2 separate regions of the Mus musculus genome follow, and region 2 is linked to region 1. A link is a loop called in an ENCODE intact Hi-C map of the cell type or tissue named here. Cell type or tissue: heart. All regions are shown on one strand. Each heading gives the region's core, and the rest is flanking DNA. Links, peaks and the distances in the headings are about the cores only.

Evidence for each region. Peaks named below come from ENCODE experiments on the same cell type or tissue, not always from the same donor. Only the 100,000 strongest peaks of a DNase experiment are listed, where the experiment ranks them.
Region 2: a loop joins it to region 1, with 2.5 times the contacts of the local background. A loop is called at or near these places in 2 of 42 quality-filtered maps.

Annotation. Positions count from the first base shown.
Region 1 is chr4:124,699,363-124,702,257 of GRCm38, forward strand. Fhl3 (four and a half LIM domains 3) reads left to right here and starts at 1,337. Exons shown (of 6, transcript NM_010213.3): 1 at 1,337-1,489. In heart, for the core only: a CTCF peak has its summit at 1,131; DNase peaks (open chromatin) are centred at 659, 1,259 and 2,409; H3K4me3 peaks cover 2,168 bases; H3K27ac peaks cover 2,242 bases.
Region 2 is chr4:124,848,880-124,851,774 of GRCm38, forward strand. It overlaps Mtf1 (metal response element binding transcription factor 1), which reads left to right. Exons shown (of 11, transcript NM_008636.4): 11 at 1-921. 1110065P20Rik (RIKEN cDNA 1110065P20 gene) reads right to left here and starts at 1,685. Exons shown (of 3, transcript NM_001347196.1): 1 at 1,643-1,685; 2 at 1,353-1,554; 3 at 606-1,083. The coding sequence starts at 1,677. The coding sequence ends at 988. Yrdc (yrdC domain containing (E.coli)) reads left to right here and starts at 1,880. Exons shown (of 5, transcript NM_153566.2): 1 at 1,880-2,287; 2 at 2,814-2,895. The coding sequence starts at 1,896. In heart, for the core only: a CTCF peak has its summit at 1,568; DNase peaks (open chromatin) are centred at 972, 1,872 and 2,412; H3K4me3 peaks cover 2,110 bases; H3K27ac peaks cover 2,105 bases.

The DNA of each region.
Region 1 (2,895 bases), core at 88-2,587:
GAGACAAGTCCCAGAGGAAGGGCTCACCCTCAGACTGTCTGATAGTAGGTGCCTGGCAGGGAGTGGCAGGGGGTCCAAATGAAAGCAGTGTGTGACATTCATCCCTCATTTACTGCAGGTCAAACACTGGAGTAGATACTGGGAATGCAGTAGTGAAAAAAAAAAAAAAAAAAAACCGACCCAACCTCTGCCCTCGTGGCATTTGCAATTTAAGAATCAACAACATTTAAGCAATCCTTTAACTCTGAAAGAAAACCTGGCCTAGAGGCTGTCTTAGGACCTAGCAACCAGACCCCTGATACAGAAGGGAAGGCGCCACACCAGCCTTGAAGGGTCTTAATCCCCAAAATGCTAGCAAGGCTGGATGCAGCCTTGAATTAGGGGGGGCCTCTCTGGACATCTGAATCATCCCCGAGACGCAAAGGTTATTACCAGGGTTAGTTTGTTGTCTCTTGTTTTGCAAACAGCACAACAGAGCTCCCCCACCCCCACCCCGCCCTCCAGATCAAGGCTATTTATTCCTAGTGACAAGCCTGAGGATCCCAAGGGGGGTGGCCTCAAGGACCTGGATGGGCCTCGTGTCCCTGGCAGACACTAGTCCTCCCTTCCCGGAATAGGGTAGAAGCTGGAGGATCAAAAACTGCACAAGTTCCCTCCCTTCTTAACCACCCCTGCCTGCACCAACCACTCGCACTGTTCACACACCCTCTCGAGAAACCCAAAGCCAGGGAGGCCGAGGATTAGGGTCTCCCTGAGCCTCAAAGGTCAAAACTATTCCTGGGCACTATAGAAACCTCAGTGCCAGGGCACAGTTGAGGATGGGGAGGTTGTTGCCTGTGCTTTCGCCAGTCGCTTATAGAATAAAGCCCTTTGAAATTGAGGAGGATAAAGGCTCGCTCTCTTTAGCCCAAGTTTCTAGAAAAAAAAAAAAAACCTTGATCTCCGCTGGTAAGGCAGAATCAAAACCACGCCTCCAGCCGGCTGGATTAAGGCCTCCTTCCCAAGCTAAGGTTTAGTGTAACATCTGGGGATGAGCTAGAGGGAAAAGAGGAAGGGAGGTCTGGTCTCCAGATGGACTCTAGCTAGTCCTAGGAGCTCTGCACCCCTGGCCTGAGATCGCTTCCAGCCGTCCCCCGGGGTCCGAAGGGCGCAGGAGGCGGGTTAAGCTGCAGGGGGCGAGCAAGGAGTGGTCGAGGAGGTCAGAGCACCAGGTTCGACTGGGCTGGGCTCGCCGCAGGCAGGAGGGGGCGGGGTCTGGCCCTTGCGGGCGGGTTGGGGGCCCGGGGGCGGGGTCCGGGCGGGGCGGGCCCGAGCACTTCCTCGGAGGCTTAGGGCCGCGCGCCCACTCGCCCACACAGTCAGTCGCAGCCGGCTACCTCGCCGCTGCTCTCTCGGCCCCCCTCCGCCTGGCCCACAGGTAGGAGCCGCCGGGCGATCGGCTCCCGCCCCACCCACGCCGCGCGCGCCCAGCTCCCGCGCCCGCTTCGAGGTGAGAGTCCCCCGCCCCAGCTGCGCTCGGACCAGGGTCGCTCTCTGGGCCCCTCACCCCTGTCTTCTGCTGGGGCATCCCGAATTCGGGACCCCACGCGCCTGCACGGACCCCACCGCTCCGCGCCTCCCGGCCGGGCGGGGACCGCCAGAGTTGCAAGGGGTGGGGACCAAGTTTGAACTAGAAAAGCTACAGAGATCAGCAGGGTTGGAGAAACTGAGGCTCTTAGGGAGCCTGGTAGAACAGACAAGGACGCGCGCCCCAGGAGGCTACCGGGACCACTCCAACGAGGGCAGAGAATGGCCGGATGAACTTCTCGAGGCACGGCGGGGACCCGGGTTCTGGGGAGCATTTTAAGAAGCAAATGTATGGCCCCAGGGAACTCATTGCTAGCACCCTTCCCAGGGCCTTGGAGGGCCCCGAGGCTGGAGCTTGTTAGACTAGCGCTAAATCTGCCTCCCGGAGGCCTAAAGAGACTCTCAGGTCAGAGACATAGAGACGTCGAGAGAGACCAAGACTTGGATATGAACAGGGATAGAGATCCCCAGAGTGGAGGCCCTACTGGGACACAGCTCCAGAGATACAGGAACACCTTCACCCAAACACAAAGACGGGTACTGACTAAGCTCAAGGGTACTGAGAGGTACGGAGTGGAGGCTAGAGTTCGCTGAGGAGAGACACCTAGTGTGTTCACTGACAGCTGCCCCAGGCTTGAAAGGGTGGAGGCAAGGCTAGGGGGAAATTGACTCTTAGCCAGCCCATCCCCCAGGAGGCAGAGGACCTGAGGCTGTAAAGCTGAGCTGAAGAGAGAGAGAGAGCCCCATACACACACAGCCACTAAGACAGCGCCAACTTATTTTTAAACTCAAATCTTGGACGCTCTGCTTCAGCCCTAGGGGACTCTGGGGTGAATGAAATGTCCCTCTCCTGTTCTCGGAGCAGCTGCAGGATCTGCTCCCTTCGCCCTAAACTGCTTTGACTTCCAGGCCCTGTGGGGAAGAGGGGCAGTGGAGAGTTTGGGATTGGTGCCTGGTTGGGGGGGGGCTCTAATTTCTCCCCTAAGTCTCTTGTCAAGGGGGAGGGGTCTTCTCTGAGTTACAGCTGTGGGGTCTGGCCAGGGTCCTCCTGGACTTGGGATGGGCGGGGGGGGGGGGTTGCGGGAGGCGGGGAAGGGGGATATACTAAAGGGTTGAGCAGTTGGCATGGGTAATTGGAAAGACTTCTGGGTGTCTTCCAATGGCAGGCTGGCAGCCGGGGAAGACAGCCAGCTCTAGTGTATCTCCTGTTCGCCCTCCCTCCCCCCCAAAGGATGACTGCCCCTTCCACCACTACCAAAGCATTTCTAGGCAGAGTTCCCCTCTGATGGATAGGACACTTCTGCTCCAATTGCTGAACAGCCTTGGCCA
Region 2 (2,895 bases), core at 187-2,686, 150 kb after region 1:
GTTGGAGTCCCAGGTAGCTAGTCCCTTTTCCTGGGAATTCCCTGTTGCAGTTTGGGGAAGGTGGCTGGAAAACGGGCTTTTCTGGTTGCCTGGCTCAGATCTAGCCAGAAAAGGCCACAAACTCTTTTCTAACACAAACTAATCATTGGCCAGTGGTCTTGGTGACAAGTTTTTAAGTCCCAAATAGTTTTATTTGAATTATGTAAAAGTACCAAGTTTATTTTAAATGTAAAACATGGGAACAACGGACTTCCACTGAGCGATATGAAAACGTTACAGGTTCAGTACTTCCAAAGGAAGAAACCTCCAACCCCTAAAAAGAATAAATACGAATTTGTATTTTTGAAGAATGTGAAATAATAGTGTTTGCTTAATTGCTCATTTTGTATAAACTTAATATTGTACTTTAAAATATCTGCTATGAAGTGAAAATTTAACTTTTTGGAATTGAAAAAGCAATATTAAATACTAATGAAATCTTAATTAAATGCTTATTTAAATCTGGTAGTACATGTGGCATTACTTCCCATCCCTGTCCCTGGTTGACACTCTCTTCCCACTCCCAGCCATCAAGTCTTGGAGGGACAGAAAAGAAAGGTCAGTCACCAGGGTCTGCAGATTTCCTTTTAATCAAGACTCTGCTCAAGTGTTTTGTGGGGCTGAGAGCCCCCAAAGCATGAAATGAACATGTAATACCACCTGGAACCCCCAAAGCAGGCCAGACCACTCTGGCCAGCACTGCTGGCTTCCTGAATCCGAGTACTCAAGACTGGATGTTTGTTGGCTCCATTTCAAAGCACAGTACTGCCTTCAGCCAGGACGACGTGGGAGTGAACCCAGCTGCTAGTAGAGTTGCCATCCCAGGCTGAGGGCCAAGTACCAGCAACTGCCCGTGAAGACTGGCCCCTTTTAGTGAAGGGAGTTGGTCACAGTCCAGCCACTGGCCCTGGAAAGGGACAGAAGTCAGGGTGCCCGGCTAGGGTATGATCAAGACTCCGAGGCTCCATCGCCAGCATCCTTTGGAAGGCCACCTCTGGCCGATACAGATGGCTGGGGCGGCGCTCCAGACTTGGCTGAACCGTTCTAGTTGGAACAGAAAAGGGGGGAGGGGGGATGAGCCCGGAGGAAAGGCCTTAAGTTAGGCCCCACAAGAATAAGGCCACTTGGCATCTCGACAGTACCATGCTTTTTCAAAACCTCGCTCAGATCAAAGGAAGTTAAGCGGTGGGGATGCTCTTCCACCTGCCTCCTTTGGAGCGGGGTGGGGGTGGGGAGCGCGAGCTAGACCAGTGCAGTGAGTGGGAAGCGCCCACCTCCCCAGGTCCAGCCCGGAGAGGGCACTGGGCACTGACCCCGCCACCAGCCGGTTCTGGGCGCCGGCGGCCCAGCTGCCGCAGCATCTCCTCACAGGCGGCGATGGTGTCCAGAAGCTGCCGCTGCCGCTGCTCCACGGCGTCCAGCAGCTGCTGGGCGCGTTCATCTCGGGGCGGCTGCGGGGGTGGCCTCCCGCCGAGCCCCAACCCCGCCTTCCCACGGTCCACGCCGGCAGCCTCCCTGCCCGGGAGAGAGACGGCGTCAGGGCCCGGCGCTAGGCGGCGCGAGGTCGCGGCCCCAACCCACCGCCCCGCCGGCCCGCTCTCACCCCCGTGACCAGCCTGCGCCGGGACCCCACTCCATCGCCGCCCGTGCCACCCGCTCACCACCCCTCCGCAGTCCGCCCCCCGCGCCGCGCGAGGAGTCCGCTAAGCCGAGCCCCGCCCCGTCCCCACCGTTCTCCTTCAAGTCGCCTGGGGGTCGCGGTCCCTTTAAGCGGCCGGGAGCGGAGGCGGGGCCGAGCCTCGCGGGCCGGAAGTTGCGTCCGTGCGTCACTTCCTCCCGGAAGCGGCTCGGCACGGATGTCTACGGCGCGTCCGTGCGCGGGGCTGAGGGCCGCCGTGGCGGCCGGCATGGGGTTGAGCGACGGGCCGGCTAGTTCTGGCCGCGGCTGCCGCCTCCTACGCCCTCCTGAGCCCGCTCCGGCGCTGCCGGGGGCCCGGCTGCTGCGGCTTCCGGAGAGCGAGCCCGTGGAAGCCGCGAGCCCCGAGCGCTCCGGCTGGACCGAGGCGCTGCGGGCCGCCGTGGCCGAGCTGCGCGCCGGCGCCGTGGTGGCGGTCCCGACCGACACGCTCTACGGCCTGGCCTGCTCGGCGAGCAGCTCGGCGGCCCTGAGTTGCGTGTACCGCCTCAAAGGCCGCAGCGAGGCCAAGCCGCTGGCCGTGTGCCTGGGCCGCGTGGCCGACGTCTACAGGTGAGGCGGCCCCGCTGGGGGCGGCCCCGCGGGAGGGGTTTCCGGTGACAGCCTCGGGAGACCGCGGCGTCCGCCGAGCGCGGGAGGGGCTTGTCCTTGCTCCCCGAGGAGGAATCCGGAACTGGAGATTGGTCGGGAGCGCTGACGGCTCGCCAAGATCCGCTCTAGACAGTCGGTCGAGAAGCTGAGTTAGGCGAGCATGGCACTCTTCTCCCGGTGCCCTTGTGATGGGCGGAGGGGAGGCCCGTTTCGGGGTAACGCCTTCCAGATGATTAAACGGATTGAGATTGTATCCACGTGCCACGGCGCTGTGGTTTTGTCCCCCAAGACAGGCGGATAGACTTAAAGCCCAGGGTACTCTGTGGAGTCTGTCTTCTGCCAGAACTCCGAGGAAGAGGGAGTAGAGAGTCAGGTAGATCTCGTTCATTATACACGCGAAGGGGACCCCTCTCCAGCATCTGCCTTAAGTCCCCAGGAAAGGTCCATCAGGGTGATTTGGAGAGGATTTGTGCTCCTTTGCCTGCAGGTACTGTCAGGTGAGAGTACCTAGGGAGCTCCTGGAAGACCTGTTCCCAGGCCCTGTGACCCTGGTGATGGAGCGCTCCGAG